Linked DNA regions of Mus musculus: region 1 is linked to region 2. A link is a loop called in an ENCODE intact Hi-C map of the cell type or tissue named here. Cell type or tissue: heart. All regions are shown on one strand.

What was found. Peaks named below come from ENCODE experiments on the same cell type or tissue, not always from the same donor. Only the 100,000 strongest peaks of a DNase experiment are listed, where the experiment ranks them.
Region 1: it touches region 2 in a loop (2.1-fold over the local background); 1 of 42 quality-filtered maps calls a loop at or near these places.

What each region holds. Positions count from the first base shown.
Region 1 is chr5:106,960,178-106,968,177 of GRCm38, forward strand. It overlaps Cdc7 (cell division cycle 7 (S. cerevisiae)), which reads left to right and starts at 4,145. Exons shown (of 12, transcript NM_009863.3): 1 at 4,145-4,248; 2 at 4,756-4,937. The coding sequence starts at 4,841. In heart, a CTCF peak has its summit at 4,203; a DNase peak (open chromatin) is centred at 4,164; H3K4me3 peaks cover 2,174 bases; H3K27ac peaks cover 1,616 bases.
Region 2 is chr5:107,434,571-107,442,570 of GRCm38, forward strand. Lpcat2b (lysophosphatidylcholine acyltransferase 2B) reads left to right here. Exons shown (of 2, transcript NM_027599.3): 2 at 1-469. Btbd8 (BTB (POZ) domain containing 8) reads left to right here and starts at 3,360. Exons shown (of 18, transcript NM_001378266.2): 1 at 3,360-3,575. The coding sequence starts at 3,427. In heart, no CTCF peak of the experiment used is centred here; a DNase peak (open chromatin) is centred at 3,271; H3K4me3 peaks cover 1,679 bases; H3K27ac peaks cover 1,491 bases; H3K27me3 peaks cover 209 bases.

The sequences.
Region 1 (8,000 bases), 470 kb before region 2:
AGAACCCTTGATAAAGGAGGTTTTGAAAGATGTGTCTATACCAGATGTTACCACGTGTGCATCTACACACAGAAAGGTGCATCTTAGCAAGTAGGCAATTCCTAGCCCTGTATCTTAGGTTCACCTTTATGAAGAAATAAATGGCAAGGCACTGTGTGTGGAAATCATTGATCAAGCCAATGTTTCATTCTGAAGACTAATGAAGCTGAGGCCCAGGGATCCTAAGAGCCAGATATAGAGTGAGACACTAAGGGATGATTATACTACACAAAGACTAAGTTCACCTCCCTGGATGCCACAAGTCTACAGCATCCTATTTCCTGGCTCTATTATTACTAGCACTTGCTGTTAAAAGACTACTGGCCTTGGGCTAAAAAGAATCCACCTAGGATCTCCTACCCCTTTACCTTGGGTGTGTCCATGTTAGGATCCATATGACCTTGAGGGCTTTGACACTATTGAATAAACATGAACCACAGAGCTGGAGCCTGGTTACATCCTGTTCCCTTCTCACATTGCCAGGTGTTTTCTTGGAACACATGGGGTGCACCCTCCTGGGCCTGACTTGTCACAAATTGTCTCCCTATGTTTCAGTATCCGCCAATGGGGCTTGCTAGAACACTACAGTAGAAAGAGCTGTGAACTAAGGCATACTTCTTGATTCGTAACAGGCAGAGGTAACATTCTGATGAGTTACTGACTGCAGCCATGCTGGGACTGAAGGGTCTAGTCAAACAGTCTTGGACTCTGGATTCTTGTAGAATTTAACAACAGATTTGCAGGCCTTGCAACTGAATAGTCCTTTTGCTACGTTTGTTAAAAGAATTTCCTAATCTCTTACTGTAGAAGAGCAAATATAACAAGATAGCCACATTCATTTCCGTAACTGCTCACTCAAGGTTTGCTTAAGAGAGAAGAACATTTGGAATGCTGATTGTTAGTGATTATCATGGCAACCTTGTTATCTTCCCCCACTTTTCCCCCAAGCACAACCTGAGGTTTAAGGGAATGTTCCCCTCATTTTTATAATCACGGTGACTATTCAAGGGGAAAGGACAGTGGGAATTCGACAGAAGGAGCACCCTGGCCAGAGGTGCTGCCACAAGGAGCTGTCTTGTAAAGTTAACTTGCTTTGACAAGTTCCAGATGTGATTCACAGGGCCAGAAATTCTGATTACTGAAGCCTAACACCATCTGGGAGACATGATTTCTGTCAGATAGAAGAGTGTTTAGAAGATCTTTGTCTCTTTCTAGGATCAAATACCAGAATGTATATTGGCTTCTGTTCTAATTTTAAGGCTGATATTTGAGATGCTCTCTTTTATGTTGTTTCTAAGAAGGCACTAACGATTCTCGTTTGCGGGTCTCTGTTTTCTCTTTTGATAGTTGGTCCCCACATTACTTCCTTACCTATGCAATGACCATGAGAGATGGGAGCTCTATATTCTTGAAGTGTATAGCTTGGGCTGGAGAGTTCGATGCACTGGTAAAGCCCTTGACCTAGAAGAGTGAGAACCTGAATTGGAGGCCAAAAAACCATATTTTTAAAGTGGGGTTTGTGTGTGATCTTGTGATCCCAATAACAGGAAGGCAGAAGTGGGTGGAACTTATAGAAAGCTGGCCAGCCTGCCTAGCCTAGTTGGAGAGTTCGAAGTCAAAGAAAGACCCTGTCTCAACAAAACAAAAGATAGACAGCACCTGAGAAATGATGAAACCTGAGGATATCCTCTTGCTTCTACCCACATGCACACAGATACACATGCACCCTCCTACACACATGTGTGCATACACTCACAGACAAAGTATATAACTCAAGCTCTTTGAGAAGACCTTGATTCCCCACTGGCTCCCTATATCTCTGAAAACAAAGTTCTTGCTTTGGAGGAAGAGTCAGAGAGGTATTTCTAGCATTGAATGATATCTGGGGATAAACTGTCTATGTGTTGAGTGTGTGCAGTGTATGTGAATGTATGTGAGTGTGTGTGTGTTCATAGTGGTGGTACTAGGGAGTGAACTCGGGGCCTTGAAGTTGAGGAGCGTGAAGAGCTCCACCACTGCCTCACACCTATGACAGCTCTCCCTTACCTTTACACTTTTATTTTTTTTAGCTTTTGAACTAAGGTCTCTCTAATGTAGCCGAGATTGCCTTCAAACTTGTGATGATCCTCCTGTCTCATCTTCCCAAGTGCTGAAATTACAACATAACCATCATTCCTAGTTTCTTCCCTTCCTTCTTATCATCAGACTCACTGACTGTCCAGTCATGCTTTAAAACAAAGAAACTTTAAAAATGTATTTACATCGATGTTCTGCCTCCATAGAGGTCTGTCAGGTCACCTGGAACTGGAGTTACAGACAGTTGTGAACTGCCATGTGGGTACTGGGATGTAAACCTTAGTCCTTTGAAAGAGCAGCCAGTGCTCTTAAACGCTAAACCATGTCTTCAGCCCTGCAGCCATGCTTTTAACAAGGACAAGGGTATGGTGGCTAATCTTGGTTCTCAGCTTAGCTGCATCTGGAATGAACTGAAACTCAAGCATGTGGGTCTTCCTATGAGGGACTTTTCTAGGTTTGTTTGTTTGAGGTGGGAGATCCACTGTAAATCCCGATCATCTGAGATGAGAAGGTCCACCGTGAATCTAGACCACCACTGCTGCTGGCAGCCCACACAGTCGGAAGTAAGAGAAGGAAGCTTTGCTCTTTGCCTGCTCCCCTTGCTCTCACTGGCAAGTCCATTTACCCTGATGCTGAGCTGTCATTGGTGTTGGAACCACTCCTTTGGAAGCAAACTGAAGGTCAGAAGCTCTCTAGGAATTCCCTGGGACACCAGCAGCAGATTGGAACTACTGAGACATCCAGCAAAGATACCAGATTCTTTGCCTTTCCATTGTTGGACAACCTGGACCACAGCATGCATGCCACTCTGATAAATAGCACATACACATATATACACATTCACATAAATACATACATTCACACATCTGCATACTCATTCTGTCAATTCTGTTCCTTAAAGAACCCTGACTAATAAAATCAGCATAGAGTTTTGTCATATTTTCTCCATCTGTGCCTTGTGGAAGATTATGAGGTAAATGTATTTTTCATGGGCAAAAGGTAAATTGGGGCTTTCTTGTAAAAAAAAGAACTATCAGAAAACACTACTTATAATTCTTCACTATTAATGCTAAAGTAAAAAAAATATTTGTGGTCTTTCACTGTGTTAACTAATCTAATGAATGGTAATAATACTAACTCCTTAGAAATTCTTTTACTATGTATGTATTTACACACATACACACACCTGTATACCATGTAAACAGATTGTAGCATGAAAATCACAGTTATGATATTCCAGGAGCTAGTAAAAATTATTGATTGAATAAACATGCCTATAGCTGGACACTCTCTCTGGTCTGGGCTAGGCTGCTCTAGTGGAGGTGGACTGTCGTCTAAGAATGTCAGAGCTGGGGTTGTCAAGTTCTGGCTATGGCATGACTCTCGATAGTGGGGTTACCTGAACAAGAGGGGCCAAAATTCCAGCATTGATGGGGTAGGGAATTTCCTGGCCCAGTCCCTTACTGAGGCCCTGGCAGAGCGTAGTTGCCAGGCCAGGAGGGATCATTCTTTTTGGAGATGCAACCGGTGTTAAGAGTCCGATGCATAATCCAGTGGATCACTCCACACCCACGCAATATAGACTTAGTGGGTTACTAAAAGACGCGAAATTGGGATAGCTTTTTGACTGCCTTATTCACCACCGTTATTCGCTCAGTCCCTAAAAACTGGTTTATATCACAACTAAATAAATGATCAACATACATTGCAGCTGGTCTCTACTATAAGATCCTCAAGAACCAGTGGTTAAACTTTTTGTTTTTCGTTGAGAAAAGTAAAACCGGACTCAACCAAGTGCCTTTTACCCGAGAAGTGTCCAGCGTGTTGAGACCACAGTGTGAGGCCGAGAGAGAACGCTAAGGACCGGGCGACGGGACGAGGAATCCCGGGCGCCTTTTTAGTCCTGGGGCTCGCTAACTCAGCAAAGGACCACCGAGCCCTCTCTGCTGCACTCTTCCTTTCCGACCGCCCCGCCTTGAAAAACCACGCCTCTTGCGCAGGCGCCGAGGGCTTCGGAATGCGCATGAGCAATTCAAAGCAGCGCGGGAAGAATCGCGCATGCGCGCCTGGCGGCCCGGCTCAGTGGGACGCTCCTGAGGGAAGCGACCGCGGACGTCCTAACTTCTGTGAACCGTGAGTTTCTGACAGTTTTCCCCCCTGCCGTGGACGGTGAGGGACCGGGGACGAGTTCTTGATCGTGACTTAGGTCGTGTCGCCCTGCGGGCATCCCGCGGCGGGAAGAGGTGCGCCTGCGCACTGAGCTTCCCGTTGGCACTGGCGGACAGTCCGCCCTACGCACTCGCCCAGGGCGGCCCATTCATTCATTTATCCTTCTGTTGGCACCCTGCTGCCCTCGGTCGGCTCCAGTCGAGTGGAGTGTCACGCCCTGGCGAGCGACTTCCTCCCGGGCAAACCGCAGTCCTTCCCCGCAGCCTCCCGGGGATCCCTAGCCGGCTGCAGCCCGCTCCACCTGTCCCCCGCGGGAGTGCTCGCCGCAGGCCAGTGGCAGCGACGCCGCTCCGGCTGGGATTTGGACATATGGTGCGGGTTTTAGTGCTACCTCCTGAAGGGCAGGTGGTTTGGTGCGTGCCTGCTTGGGTGAGCTACTTCGCCCTTCTCACCGTGTTGTGATTTTCACAGCTGCTGCTCTCGCCTGTGCACATGACCCCGTAGCCCGCTCTTTGCATCCCAGTCGTGCGTAGTGGAAGCCTCTTTGGGGACTCAGATGGAGGAGCCAATGGCGTTTTCTTCCCTTCGTGGCAGTGACAGGTGTCCGGCTGATGACTCTTTAAAAAAATATGAGCAGAGTGTTAAACTTTCAGGTATGTGCTCAATGCCACGGTCACACGGTTCTGAAGTCGCACGGGCAGCCAGTCTGCATCTTCTAATTCGAGGAAAGGGGAAAAAAGAAATGTAATTAAATTACACTCCCAGAAATAAACAGAAAAACCACACACACACCTGACTAGTAAACTGAGTTGTATGTTTAAATTTCACATGTCAACATAATATCATGAAGTCTAGATTTAGGATTGGATCGCGTTTTAAGAGGTGTGGAATCCAGTTTTCATTTTAGAGGACGTCGGTTGGGTCCAAATATTAGTGGCTTTTTAGGAAAGCATGTTTGTTGACACCTGACTTTTTTCTTCCACACCCACTGTAGCCTTACTGTGTAAAGTTTGGTTTTAGGAATTGGTGGGGAAGGGATTAAGGATTCATAAACAAAATTCACAGGCAGAAACAAGTGGAATGTTTGTAACGGATACTTTTTTCTTCGTAAAGTGGAATGTAGCTCAGCCGCAGACTCTAGTTTTAGAAGGTGGCTGAAAAGTCCCATATTGTGTACTTTCAGCAGGACATAGAGGTAAACGTCTGTAAACCCAAGGGGAGGTGGAGATCAGGAGTTCAACCCTGCCTCAGCCCCACCCCAAGAAACACTGTGCACAGTGCCCATGTGGTAGTGTTCACTTAACATACATGTTTGTAAACAAAATTCCAGTTGACTGTATTCTTTCCTAAAAGCTAGCCATCTTTGTCCTAAGAAAATTTAGACTTATCCAAAAAGATACTAATTTTGACTTTTAATTTATGATACACAATTTATATACCCCCCCCCAAAAGCTTTAACCCCATTTAAAAAAGCATAACATCACATATTTTTGAATTCTGGCTAAAACCAAACTGTCCGTTGTTGTTAGAACAATGGTCCTCTTCCTGGTGATGAACAACACAGTTACTTCAGAACTTAAAAACTTGGGAGTCCCCTTCTCCCTTCCCCGTGCTCCCCCTGGGTGCAGTCCTCCCACTCTCCGGCTTGTTTGCGCTGTATATGCTGCTGCTGCTTGTCCTGGTTGGTGTCCTCCTATGCCGTTAGATTCATCTCGAAACACTGCTGTTACCTAGTTTTCCTTTTTAATTTTTAAAAAACAATAGCCTGTTTTTCAGTATGGCTTTTCTTTTTAATTAGCAAGTACACATACAGTGCAGACATTCAGTTTTCCATATTCAGTTTGACTTCTGGTGCACATTGTTTATTAATTAAAGGGGTCACACATGCATGAATTTGATCTAGTTCTAGAATTATTTTCAGGGGAATTCTCCTTTTTTAATATCTTGAAAATCTGGTGGACTAATAGGGTGAACTTTATTTGAAAGGTTTTGTAACTTTTATGGTATGCAGCATAGGACATTGCAAATGGTTCCCATAATAATTTTTTAAAGCATGCTGAACTCTTATCCATGGGATTCTTTAATGTGATTTTTAAAAAATATATCTATTTATTTTATGTATATGAGTACACTGTTGCTGTCTTCAGACACACCAGAAGAGGGCATCGATGCCATTACAAGATGTTTGTTAGCCACCATGTGGTTTCTGGGAACTGAACTTGGGACCTCTGGAAGAGCAGTCAGTGCTCTTAGCAGCTGAGCCATCTCTCCAGCCCCTAATGTGACTCGCTGTGTTAGAAACATAACTTCAGTAAAGACTAACACTGATGAGGCCTGGACATACAGTATATCAGATCGTGAAGCCATTGTGTAATTAGGCTTTATCTAACTCCTTATTGAAGTTTTGCTGCTGTTGTTAGTTTTGGTGGGGGTTTTGGAACATTTTGTCTATCTTTGTATATGTAGAACCAAAGAGGATTCAGCACACAATAGGGGCTTGATATAAATAAATAATATAAAGTAAATACTTGGTGTAGCAGGTGAATAGCAAAGCCCTTTGTTTAGTAGTATTGTTGACTCATGTTTATTGAAGAAAATTTGGGAAATTTTGAAAGCCAAAGTATTTTCCACTGTTTAGTGTCACAGGATTTTCCCTGTCAATTGGACATTACATTAAAATGGTATTGTGTATGTGTGTATATGTCTGTGTTTATGTCTGTGTGCGTCTGTATTTATGTCTGTGTGTGTTTGTGTTTATGTTTGTGTATTTGTCTGTGGTGTGTGTATGTGTGTCTGTCTGTGTGTGTGTGGGTGTGACTCTGTGTCTATATAAATAGAACACACACACGCATATACATTCATGTAGAGGCCAGAGGACAGTCTTGTGTATCATTCCTCAGGTACTCCTCACCTTTCTGTCTTTTTGGCCTAGAGCTCACCCGTTTAGCTAAGCTGGCTGGCAAGTGTGTCCCAGAGATCTTTCTGTCCGCTGCTGGGGCACTGGGATCACTGTGTGCCACCATGCCTGGCTTTTTTACATGGGTTTTGGGATCGGTCTCAGGTCCTCGTGCTTTCAGGGCAAGCATTTAACAACAGAGCCATCTTCCCGGCCCTAGGATACATATTTTAAAAACTAACTTGGGATCCTAATCAACTTAGTTCTAATGTCTCCCTCAGCAGTAGGAGTTAGATTCAGAGTTTTGTATTGTTCGGCAAGTACCCCACCACTGAGCAACACCCCCAGCTTCTCTGATCTGTGGTTTGTATTGTTGGACAAGTACCCCACCACTGAGCAATACCCCAGCTTCTCTGATCTGTGGTTTGTATTGTTGGGCAAGTACCCCACCACTGAGCAATACCCCCAGCTTCTCTGATCTGTGGTTTGCTTGGTATACTGTCTTGAAAATTTCTTGTGTACTTAACTGCTCTACAGCTCAATTTGAATTCCATTGCTTAATACCTGAAGATTCTTCTGTGGTTCTTGAATCAGTAGTTTATTAGATTTTATGTTACTGCCTCCACTTATTTTAGCTATGCATACTTTTATATTTATTTAGAATTAGTGGTTTTTCTGGGGTTTGAGATAGAGTATGCTGTTAACTTTGGGAATATATTAAATGACTTTTCCCCACAATTTAGAGAACCTTAGAAGACTTGTTCTGAGGATAGACTGACCATTCTGTGTGTAAAACTTTCCCAGCCTGTGGGATTTCTGT
Region 2 (8,000 bases):
TGGGGACCATGGAGGGGTGCTGCTTACTGGCTTGCTCCCCGTGGCTCACTCAGCATACTTATACAATCCAGGACCATTTGCCCAGGGAAGGCACCATTCACTATGAGCTAAGCCCTCTCACATCAGTATTCAAGAAAATGTACCACTGACTTGTCCACAGGCTGGTCTGATGGAGACAATTCTTCAGTTGTGGTCCTTTCTTCTCAAATGGCCCTAGCTTGTGTCATGTTGACAGAAACTAATACACACAGATATTATATGTAAAATATGCTTGAGGAATTATAATGCCTTTCCCTCCCTTAAGATAATGTTCATTGGGCACAATGGCATATGCCTGTATTCCCATCCACCCAGTAAATAAGAAGCAGAAACAAGGCTTTACAACCAAGCAAACAGACTTAGACTTAAAAAGATTTACAGCTTGCGTTGGGGTTTTCCTTTTCATTGATAATAAACTGTCCTCAAGCTCCTGTTTTCATTCTTAAATTATTTTAACATGAAATTAAGAACTCCAAGAAGGGGGCCCTGGTTTTCCAGGTATTATATAGTGGCTCTCTACTGGGACTCCCTAGGATTTCTGAGAGAATGGATGGGTATCCAGGAGGAGGGAAGCCTGTGAGCTGCAATAGCCTAGAAACTAGCACAGTGCAGGAAGAGGGGTTGTGGGGGGTGAGTAGGACTCGGAGGCCAGTATGGATACTGACATTTATACCAGGTGCTTGTGAATAGGGAACTGTAGGAGCCTGGATGGATTTTGATCTGCTGATAGGGATCCCACAGATGTATGTCAATAGAGAACTATACCACTTCTACCAGAGGCAATGGAAATGACTCCTTTTTGGCTTACAAGGAATCTAGTTCACAACTTCCTGAGAAATATTTAATCTAAGTGACAGAAATATTTCTACAATCCAGCTTGAGCTGAACTTAGACTCAATTTTGGACCAAGCCAGGGGCCTGACCTTATGGGGTGTTTTAGGGTACCCTTTGGACCTGACAATACATAATGGAAATTTACTTAGCTGTAAAGAAAAAAATGTAATGACGTAATTTGCATGTAAATGCATGGAATTGGGAAAATATATATGGAGGTAACTTGGGTGCAGAAATAAGAACACTTTATAAATGGATGGCATGGCATGGTTAAGGGGAAGGTTTTATTACAGAAATGTGGGAGAGAACAGCTAGAGGCATCTGGAAGAGTCTAGAGCAGGGGGAGGGGTAGGCTGAACATGATCAGCAGACTGAAACTGGGCTTGAGAGAAGCAGGAACAACAGAGATAGATAGATAGATGACTGAGATAGATAGATGATAGAGAGATTGATAGATAGGAAGGAGAGCAGAGGGAAGGAAGTAGGAAAGAAGAGGGTGGGGGAAAGCAGGGGTGGGGTGGGGGGAGAGCATAGCCAAAATAGCAGGGTAAGCCCATGAGCTGGAGACATTTACTGTTGTGGAGGAGGTAAGAAGGGCAGCATGTTGACACGAACTCTGAAATATGTAACAGGTACTTGTGATAATGAGGGAGCCTGGAGGCCAACATGAACTTTGGTATGCTAACACACACCACAAATGGCTTCACAAGTTCCCGAGGAATGCTGGACTTTTGTCTAACCACCAGAATTTGGAGAGATGGAATTTCATTTGGGCCTGACATATCGCACATTTGCATTAATAAAAGCAGATCCTAGCTTGGAGTCTTTAGAGCCACACGCTCGACTTAGAATAGTATAAAAGCCTTACAATTTAAGGACTATTGGGGTGGGGAAGCCCTCAAAAAAATGGCAGATAACTTAATAGTTGTGATATGAAACCAGATGGGGCAGTGGAGTTAGGCATGAAAACAGGAAGCTGTGAATCATGAGAGGGTTAACCTTCACTTTTTTTTTTTTTTTTTTTGGTTTTTCGAGACAGGGTTTCTGTGTAGCCCCGGCTGTCCTGGAACTCACTTTTTAGACCAGGCTGGCCTCGAACTCAGAAATCTGCCTGCCTCTGCCTCCCAAGTGCTGGGATCAAAGGCGTGTGCCACCACGCCTGGCCCTTCACATTTTCTTAATCCAAATCATTTATTCCTCAAAGCTAAGTAGGTGTAATGAGCACAGTAAAACAAAACAAAACAAAACAAAACAAAAAAACATGCATTTTAGATTTGTAAAAATAGCTTAGCCAGGAATTCCACTGAACTCAAGGCTGCACCTGATAACCAAAACCTAGTGGCACCACTTAGATAATTAGACACAGCCCTAGAATCCCGTTGACGCCAGTAGATAGAATGTAAACAGAGATTAAGAGTCTGCCCTGTGGCTGGAGAGTCTCTCCCAGGATCCTGACCCTTAATCAAAGACTGTTAGAGTCGTCTGATACAGGCTGACTCCATGACAGGCTTCAAATTGGCAGTCCAGGAGACTAGGCCTAAGAACTGGGCAAATCCAGGCAAGCCCAGGCAAGTCAGTTACTAGAAAAAAACCCTGGCTTTAGGCAGCTGGTCAGAAACTGCCCTGCCATCAGAAGCTGTCCTGCCACCTGGCCTGAAGCAAGGGCAAAGGGTCAACAACAGTTTCCATCCCCCACACCCTGGTAACGGAATATTCTTAGAGATGGAGCAAGATGAAGGTTATCTATCCCAGAATCCCCTAATGTGCTTAAATCAGGCCTGCGAGCTCACTTGATTGTCTCTGTCTTGGTAATGGGAGACCCCAGCATGCTGGACTTCTGTAGAATAAAACACTCTTTGTGTTTACATACTATTTGAGTCCTAGGTATCATTCCTTGGCGAATCATGGACCCTTATATAACCTTCAGCTAAGATACATCACCCAGTTAAGCAGCCTTAGGGAGATGGCCTTGGGACCATAGGAATTTAGGGCATGAACCTTATGTGATGACCCTCGGCATACTAAAATATAACTTGTGCTATACCAACTATGCCTATCTACCTCCTTGCTCAGGACATTAATACTCACTACTGGAAAACTCTTGTGATCCCATCCCCCACCTTACCCCCAACCCCCATCTTTCATAAAGAGGGCAGAGGATGCAGACACCCCAGAAAGAACACATACAAATTCTTCTCACATTGATTTCAAGTCACTTCTCCATAACACTCATTAAACGGTTGACTTAACACCAACCAGTAAGAAGAAAGAACAGATTACAGCTCTGGGGACCTTCCCTTCAGGTCAGTTAGGAGGGCGCAAACAGGCCAATGTAAACAGAGCGAGTGCGCCTGCGCAGCAGCGCCCGGTCACGTGGCTACGGGCTTTGAGTCCTAGGCGCGCGGTGCCTGGTCCGCAGCATTTAGGGACCGGCTGCAAACTAGGTGGGGGCGGGAATTTTCCTTCCGGGGCGGATTCGGCTGCGCGCTGTTGGGCTCGGGAACGCCCCCGTACCGGTCCAGCGCGGCCTGGCACCGGGGTTCTGCGGCCGACATGGCCCACTGTGGAGCGGGAGGTGCGGCCCCGGTGGCCCTTCTGAGTTCCCCGGGGCATGGCAGGAAGGGGCTGCCCAGGAAGGGGCCCGGGGAGCGGCGCCGGCTGAAGGCGGCGGTGTCGGAGCAGCTCAGCCGCGACGTGCTCAGGTAGGAGGCGGGAGCAGCGCTGCTCACTCCCTCCCCGCCTCGCTGCAGTCTCGCTGGGCGCCTCCCTCCCAAGGAGGCTCAGCCCGACCCAAGGAACCGGTGTCTAGGCACTCAGAAGGAGGACAAAAATTAGACCTACACGATGCGTTGCAACCAGTGTTTCTAAGGTTCACACACCGGCAGTGGCTGTTGCTGAGTTCGGGCTGCGTCCAGACCCTGAAACACATACCATGTCTTTAAAAAGTTGGAAGAAAAATTATTCAATTAGGAAAACGAGTGTTTTCTTGACATGAAGGACCGAACCGTGTGCCTTTAACGGGGCAGCTCAGGGTCACAGCTACCATTAATTCCTCTATGCTCTTAGCAGGGAAGGCATAATTCTGACAGGTGGGCAAGATGAACCCGGCCATCAACTAGTGGGGGAAACACATACTGCTGTACTGAAAATAATTCTGGCAATAGCTCTGCTGTGCAAACCTCCCATCCACCCAAGTGGTCAGACTTGCAGACTCCTGTCTCTATTTAAATTGTTCAAAGTGCAGACTGGGGCTGGAACTCGATTTAAAGATGACGGCATATATGAAAATGCATCTCCTAAGGTGTGTATATAAGTTAGTAAAAATTTACTCAAGGCCAGCTCTTCCTTAGGCATTAATTAGCCATACGCAGACCTGTGATAAGTGCGGGAGTGATTTCTTACTGGGAATGCGTATTCTTTCTATAATAGTGTGGGTGATGAGAACCAAACCCAGGCCCTCTGCAAGAGCAATGCTGCTAACCTCTGGATCATTTCTCTCTTATTGCACAATACTTTCGTTTGCTTATTTGGGTTTCGTTGTTTTGTTTTTTGGGTTGTTTTTTCTCAATGTAGCCCAGACTGTTCAGGAACTCACTCTCTAGACCAGGATCACAGATCAGCCTGCCTCTGCCTGTCATTAGAGGCATCTGCCACCACACCTGGCTTTATTCTACAAATCTTACTGTGAACAACTGTGGAAATTTGGGGATCTTCACGTTGAGCTCATATGTTTATCGGGAAAAAAAGCTGAGGTCCTCTTCTTCATAGTCTTCATAGTCTCATTAATAAAATGATTTTAAAAACAGAGTCAATAGGCAAGCTACATGTCTTATCAGCTGCCTGGAAGCATGGGGAAGAGAAAGCCGTGCCTTTTATATCAGGTCTAAGAAAGCTGGTAGGCTACCCAGTGGAGAACAGCTGCTGTGTGATGTGTGAGCTACTTCCAAAGAACAGTGAGAAAGTCCAGAGTGTATGGGCCAGTGTCTAAAAGAAAAGGATAGAAAGGAAAAGAAAACCTTATGCTTTGAGTTAGGACTCAGAAAAGCAGGCAGGTTTCTGTTGTTAGAGGAGCCCATTTGCCAGTGGTGACTACTCAGACACAGTTTCTAGCCAATTGAAAGTATTTGTTCCTATTGGCTGGGACCTAAGTGTACTCCCAAGCATTTAGGTGAGGGGCTTTTAAAGCCACTTCCCCTGTATTGTGCAGCTGCAGGGGGAATTTTGCACAAGCAAACACTGTAACAGAACTTGAGCAGTTAACTGGAGGGGAGGTCTGCACAGTAGGCAGTTTAACAAAAAAGCTAAATTGGCTGGAATCTGTTGACCTTGGATTCCTACAATAGAGTTGGTTAACTTTTTTGTGGGATTCTCTATCAAGGAAACCAAATGTTAGTTAAACCTGAAATGGCCTCAGCAAGAATATGAGATGGAGGAGCCTCTGCGCTGTCTTGCGCTGTCACAATGTCATCATGCTGCAAGTGGCTGCACTGAAGGATGGGCTTCTGGGGAGGAAAAGTATATTATCTCAATATTCCTTCTGGGGGTTGTGCATTCTTAAAGGTACCACTTGCTACCTGGATTATCATACAATTTCTCCACAGAAGTTACCTTGCTTAACTAGCACATGAAGCTAATGTCAGCTTAGTATACAATCCAGTTCAGATGAGATTAAAGTATTGAGATTTATGATAAAAAGCCAAGGTCATATAAGTAGATTTGAGCCTGTCCTGGTTAGTTTTATGTTAATCCGACACAAGCTAGAGTCATAGGAAAGAAACTCAATTGAGAAAATGCCTCTCCAAGATCCAGCTGTAAACATTTTCTTAATTATTGTTTGGGGAGGGTCCCGCCCATTGAGGGTGGTGCCACCCCGGGCTGGTGGTCCTGCACTCTATAAGAAAGGCTGAGCAAGGCAGCAAGCAGTTCCCTTCTGTGGCCTATGCATCAGCTCCTGCCTCCAGGTTCCTGTCCTGATTGAGTTCCTGTGCTCACTGCTTTTTAGTCCATAGAACTGAGTAAAATAAACCCCCTTTCTTCCCCAAGTTGCTTTGGTCGTGGTGTTTCACCACAGCAATATTAGTCCTAACTAAGGCAGATTGTTTTATCTTGAAGATATTTGTGGTTATGGCAGACAAAATGACAGAATGTGAAGGTAGATAGGTTAAGACTGTAGATTATAATAGGGCATTCTTGTGTACTTAAATATTTGGGATGGATTCTGAGGGTAGTTCAGAGAACTGTTGGTGTTTCTAAAAAAACAAACAAAACAAAACAAAACAAAAACCAACCAACCAAACAAGAAATAGAATTAACATTGAGATCTTGACTTTGGGAAAAGAGAAATTAGAAACAAACAAGCCAGGTAAGAGATTTTATGGTAGCTGAGGGCTACATGCTGGCAGTGGAAATGGAAAAGTTACAGGTTTGTTGAGTGAATATATGTGGGCGAGCCGAGACAGGGAAGAACAGGAAACAGCTCCAAATCCTAGGACAGTTGAAAAAGAAGTATATATGAGTATTCGGGAGGCTGTATCCTGACGACAACTAGACGTGCATCTGAAGAGATGAGCTGAAGAGAGCTCAGACAAGCAAGTACAGATGAAGGATTGGTGGCATCACCAGAGCCCAGGTTATCTATCCAGACCAGAGATTGTTCACCTTCACTCCTACATCCAGCCAACGCCAGTTACTACCCACACGTGTTTTCATTTCCTCCTCTCTGCCATCATGGACCCCACCTAGCTCAGGCTCCTGGCATCATCTGTTTGTACTGTAAGGTGGTTTGTCCTCCTCGCTTCAAGTCCCGCTTTACCCAGCTAACGGCTGATAATTTGCCTGTTAGTTGGCTCTCCTCTTCTAGGGTCTGTATACGTTCTTTGCCTCTTTTTCACCTTCATGTCTGCAACTGCAGAGTCAGATAGGAGGATGTGGGGTTCGGCTTTAAAAGCCCCTTGCTCTTTCCCACACCCAATCTGCACACCCCCCCCCCCCCCCCCCCCGTGGATCAGTTGGTTTGCCTTTCGGAGCGAAGCCAGGAGCTCCCTTTCCCGTTGTTTTTGTAACCGATGCTTAAACGTCTTTAAAGATCACACTTAGTAAATGTATTTTTCAATTTGATCTTTTTTTTTTTTTTTTTTTTTTTTTACTTAGTCACTTTACATCCCACCCAGTGCCTCCTTCCCAGTCACACCCTCCAACAATCATTCCCCTCAACTACCCCGCTTCTTCTCTGAGCTGGTTGGGGCCTTCTGCTTATACCCACATGCTGACACTTCAAATCTCTGCAAGGCTAGGTGCTTCCAATCCCAGCAAGGCCAGACAAGGCAGCTCAGCTAGTAGAACATATCCCTCATATAGGTAACAGCTTTTGGGATAGCCCCTGCTCCAGTTGTTTAGGACCCACATGAAGACCAAGCCTGCACATCTGTTAAATACGTGCGGAGGCCTAGGTCCAGCTTGTGTATGTTCTTTGTTTGGTGGTTCAGATTCTGAGAGCCCCAAGGCTCCTGGTTAGTTTACGCTGTTGGTTTTCCTGTGCAGTTCCTATCCCCTTCACAGCCCACAATCCTCTTTCCTATTCTTCCTGAAGAGTTCCCAAGCTCCATCCACTGTTTGGCCGTGGGTGTCTGTATCTGTCTGAGTCAGCTGCTGAATAGAGCCTCTCAGAGGACAACTTGCTTCCATCTGGTCACCCAGCATATCTTGTAGTCGTGTGTGGTGTCTGTCTGGGCTGATTGGGGGTCAGGGTCAAGGAGTGTATTTGCTGTTGAATGTATCGTGCCTTTTAATTTTCAGATCTGTCTTTCTCTACTGTGCTTAAAACTCCAGAGGGGCAGGCATTATGTTTTAGCCTTTAGTGGTCTTTATGTTCTTAGTACATAGGTCAAAATGCTTAGTAACTAAACTTCAATAGGAGTCTGAAGTGCTTTATATAGGTTATGCTATGATTTGAATATTTGTTCTTTTCAAAGTACAAGCTGGAATTCATAACTGTCATTGGTTTGTTGTTAACTGTCAGTGGGTCCTTAAATTGTGATTAGGCCTTAAATGATCCCTTCTTGTGGGTAAAAGCGGCTCCCTAATTAAAGAGTGAATCTGGGGCTAGGGAGATGACTCAGTCAGGAAAG